Linked DNA regions of Mus musculus: region 2 is linked to region 1. The links are chromatin loops, found by intact Hi-C in ENCODE. Cell type or tissue: heart. All regions are shown on one strand.

Region 1 (2,500 bases):
ATAACCCAACAATATACCATAAGGACCCAGGTTGGAGTTGACTGATCCACTGTCTGCAGAGCAGAGCTATGGGTTAAGTTCCTCTCTTGGGAAAGATCATCGCTCAACTTCGTGGAGAGTTTGATATCCTTTATCTTTGTTGATTCTACATCTTTTAATATGCACTGAAAACCTGGATCTTTCTGCTTCCGGAAGTTCATGATGAACACCCCATCTTACCTATTGCTGCCACAAGCCCGCCCAACCAAACCAAACCAAACCAAACCAAACCAAACCAAACCAAACCAAGCCAAGCCAAGCCAAACCAAACCAAACCAAACCAAACCAAACCAAACCAAACCAAACCAAACCAAACCAAACCAAAAGAAACCAAACCAAACCACAACAAACCAAAACAATACAAAAACTCAGAAAAAGAGAAATCACCCCCAAACTAGCAAAAACCCAAAACTGAACAATAGGTAGAATCCAGCTCTTACAATTTAACACTGGAAGCAACCAATCTTAATTCCTCTGAAGAAATACTGTACCCCGCGGTTACTGTGACAAAACGAAGACAGTAGCAGCGTGTCCTTGCTTGGGTTTGGAATGGATATACAAAGACTTTAGAATCGAGGAACTAACAATAGAGGGAATGCTGCTGTGAAACCAGATGCAGGATGTCACTGGAGAAATGTGTCTTGTTTGAGGGTAAGAAGGCTTTGTCTACAATTAGGCTCCGTAAAGCAATGGGGGTAGGCAAGGACTCAGTATGGCCTAGAGCCCTCAAGGGTACTTAAGATAAACATGATTGAGACAAGACAAAGAAGATAGAGGAGAGGGCACAAAATATCGGAGAAGGGAAAGACTTAAATTTTCCCTTATTCAAAGTTATAACCGTTCCTTAATCCCTAGGTTATAGGGCTTCTTCACATTGACCCAGCAAACATCCCTTCACTTCCCTGTTGACAGAATATGTTCCCCATTATATCACTAGAGGTCGCTAGAGAACCACTGATCAGTGTCTGAAGCTGGCTAGATAACCCGTTTCAACCGTGCAGGAAATGCTTATTTTTCTAAACATGAACAGTCCCACAGTCACAGAAGAGTAAAGGCCAAAGTCTTAAGTTTCAAAGATTAAAACATGGCTATAGCTATCACAGCACGCAGTTACCTACACACTGTGAAACTGGCTTCGTAAGTTTTTAAAAAGATGTCCCTGGCTGAGTTGAGAGTAGAAATTTCGCTGTTGGCTGAAAAAATGGCTCAGTAGGTTAAGAGCTTGCTACAAAACCGAGAGGCCCCGAGTCCGGGTTCCCAGAACCCGTGTAGAGTTGGATATAGACGCTCCCATCTGTAACCCAGTACTCCTATGGCAACACGGGATATAGAGACTGAAGAATACTTGGAGAGTACCTGGCAACTTGGGGTGGGTGGGTGGTGGTGGGTCCAGCTACCTTGTCATCTATAGTGCTGAGTATCAAACAGACCGCATCATAAACAAGGTAGACGGTAAGGCTGACACTCAAGGTTGTCCTGAGATACACATATCATCTACACTTGAGCACATGCGTGCATATGAATACATATACCTGGAGGAACAGGGGTTGGGTGGGGAGAAAGAATTCCAATATTTTGTAGAATAATAACAACATTGCTATACTAAAACAAACAAACAAACAAACAACTTTTTATGTAATATTCATTTAGGCTCTCTCTCTCCTCTGTGTGTGTGTGTGTGTGTGTGTGATATGTATATGTGTGTGTGAACTGATGTTAACGTACACTATTAACCTAGGATGTTGGGCAAGCAATTGAACTACATTCCCAGCTCCTTTCCAAACATTTTATTTTGAGCCAGTTTTTTTTTTTTTTTTTTTTTTTTAATATGTTGTTCAGGCTGGCTTTGAACCACCTCTGTAGCTGGGGTAGGCCTTGCATTTGTAGTCCCCCTGCCTCAGCCTCCTGAATAGTAACACCAAGCACCACTTGGCATACATATCCATTTAAAAAAAAAGATTTATTTATTATTATAAATAAGTACACTGTAGCTGTCTTCAGACACACCAGAAGAGGGCATCAGATCTCATTATGGGTGATTGTGAGCCACCATGTGGTTTGCTGGGATTTGAACACAGGACCTTCGGAAGAGCAGTCAGTGCTCTTAACTGCTGAGCCATCTCTCCAGCCCATACATATCCATTTTTATCCTAGTATAAATGATGTCCTGGGGTTAGTGGGAGACAAGGAGGAGGCAGCACAGGGGCATGAGGCCAAGCGCATCTGCTCTGCAGCAATCTGGAGGTCTCACCTCTGTGTTCCTCATCACGCCCTTAGGAAGTGCTGTGGGTATTAGAGCCAGCTTTGAGGGGAACAAACAAACAAACAAAGAAACAAAGAAACAAAGAAACAAAAACCCAAGGGAGAAAAGAAACAAAACAAAAGCCCCACCTGCCCTCAGTATTGTCAAGCCCTCCCTTTCCAGACAATGACTTTGCTGGGACATTGGTACTGACACCTC
Region 2 (2,500 bases), 1.2 Mb after region 1:
ATGCCTGAACAAACGTCTCTTTCTCCTTTGAAACAAAGCTGCTCTTTTCTTCTTCGGTTGTGGGCTCAACTAATGATAACAGAAAAACCATAACCTCCTGTAAAATGTAAATAAATCAGGACCCAGACCAGAGAGCATGGATTAGGAGAGCCTGAGATCTACCTTGCAGGGACGGCATTTGCCTCACTCAAGGAGAACAGTTAAATGTGTCCCCTGCAGGCTACAAACTAATGACTATTGTGTACTAGAGCTACCCAGGAAGGAAAGATGTTTTGAGTTTTGTAATAAGAAGCTCCCATGGCCTTTGTTTTCTTCAGATAACGATTTGTTCTGTATTCTGGAACATACAGTTGACTCAAGTGATTACCTAGTGGCAAGCTAACTGCTATCAGTGTGTGTATGCATGTCCATGTGTGTGCTTGTGTGGATGTATGCTCCTGTGTGTGTGTGTGTGTGTGTGTGTGTGTGTGTGTGTGTGTGTGTTCTAGGTGGGTACACAGGCTCTTGATAAAGTATTTTTGTATATGCAACTTGCTTGTATTCTCTGGAGATAGTCTTCTTGGCCTTGGTGACATGGGCTATATTAGGGCTTTGTGGCTCTCAGAGTCCAATAGTGGTTTAATGGGTCCCAGGTGGAAAAAAAAAAAAGAGTTTACACAAGTCAGCTTGTAGTATAGGTGTGATATTTTCAGAATGTAACTTTGCAGATTCATACAGCATGCATTTGATTTTTGTGCACTGGGGCATAATTATTTATTGGTCCTACTCTAAAGATATTGAGTAGATCTACCAGACATGATTATACCGTGTCTGATGAACTGTCACTGTTGATGTAAATCATTAGATGCTATTCATAGAAACATGAAAAAACAAGCTTTTGTAGTGCTCGTCTTAGGTAGAAAAGTCAGATGAGAGCTGTAATAGTCAATAGCAGAATAGGATGGAACTAGAAAATATAGCCTATCTATTTGTAAAAAAATCACAAAACTAGGAGCACATGCCACAGTGGAGGTCATGCCACAGTGGAGGACATGCCACAGAGGAGGACATGCCACAGATGACACTTTAATTTTTATTCTGCAGGTGGAGTTAATAATTGTGATTCTATATCCTGTGCTGGCACTCAAAGTACTACCATATTGAGCAGTCTATGTCACCACCTGGTGGTCACATTATGCTTTGTATTTTTATATGAACAGCACTAGTGTCTGCAGGGGTGTTGTTTAGGTTCGTATAGCTTTGAAATGTATAATATTGTAAGCCCAATAGTTAAATGCAAAATGAGATGATTTGCAAGCACAGTAGGAAACTAACAGGTACCTTAAGCTTCATAAAATCCTGGCAGTTAAGGTTAAAATTAGCCCCGTTCTTTCTTGAACCTTCACTTTTACACACTGTAATAGAAGCCAACAGGTCACTTCCTTGACTTTTCTTCTTGGCAGGTGAACCAAGAAGATTTCTGTAGTTTAGTATACAAACTTTTCTTCTGTAAATTAAATTATCTGTGTTTGGAGCAAAAAGGAAGACGAAGAGCTGTGATTGAATTTTTTATGGAATATAAATAAAAATTAAAGTTGAAAATTTAATCAATTTCTCCCAAAATTATCCCTGAAAAGGTGTCAAGTTACTTTTATCAATAGGGTATGTATGATATTTAAATGTTTTTAGCACCATCAAAATAGTTCCAAAACATAGTATTCAATTAGCTACTCCAGGAAATCCAAAGTATTGTGAATTTTAAAGTATAAAACATGATGACATCTGAGCTGAAGAATTATAGCTAAATATCTGGTTGGATACAGAGACAATACAAAAGGGACCTGACAGTCACAGATTCAAGATTTACAATGCCAGTGATATGTGAGATACCCAGAAACACAATTGTTAGCTGTCCAGGAAGAGAGGCCAACATTTACAAAGTGTGCAATTGGTTTTCAAGGATGTCTGCATAATAGACATCTCAGACTTCCCACCTCACTGGGGAATATGTTTGACTGCTCTTCTGGCCATTGTGGTTCATCTCTAATAGATTTAAGCAGAATTAATCTGTTACACAAGTCTGTTCGAATAAAGACATCCTCACATCCATCAAATGCATGCCTACTCCCTGCAGAGTTCAGAATAGGAAGACAAAAGATGATATTTGATCTCCTTGTTTACCAAGTGGGTGCTGGGAACCAAACCTGGGTCAGCTCTAAGAGCAACAGGTAGTCTTAAGTACTGACCCATCTCTCTAGCCTCATATTGAACATTTAAAAATTCTATGAATTCCTTCACCTTGTGTCCTAAGAGTTCTGATATTCCGATTGAAATTCACCTATCTTAAAGATAATATATTAGACTACTTACTGCCACTTTAAAAATAAATGCTTTATTAACGCTTTGAGAATTTTATACAACATGTTTTGATCATATTCATGCCCACTCATTTCCTAAATTCACTTGAAATATTTTTATATATTTTCTGGTAAATTTACACATGGAGATAGTACTTGTAGAT

Evidence for each region. A loop is a pair of places that touch in the nucleus more often than their neighbours do. Peaks named below come from ENCODE experiments on the same cell type or tissue, not always from the same donor. Only the 100,000 strongest peaks of a DNase experiment are listed, where the experiment ranks them.
Region 2: a loop joins it to region 1, with 11 times the contacts of the local background. A loop is called at or near these places in 26 of 42 quality-filtered maps.

What each region holds. Positions count from the first base shown.
Region 1 is chr13:90,839,613-90,842,112 of GRCm38, reverse strand. No RefSeq gene overlaps it. Among named protein-coding and RNA genes, the nearest start is that of Atp6ap1l, 64 kb to the left of the region's middle. In heart, a CTCF peak has its summit at 977 (motif pointing right); no DNase peak of the experiment used is centred here; H3K27ac peaks cover 854 bases.
Region 2 is chr13:89,666,870-89,669,369 of GRCm38, reverse strand. All of the region lies in intron 12 of Vcan (versican), which reads left to right. Among named protein-coding and RNA genes, the nearest start is that of Gm4117, 66 kb to the left of the region's middle. In heart, a CTCF peak has its summit at 1,163 (motif pointing left); no DNase peak of the experiment used is centred here.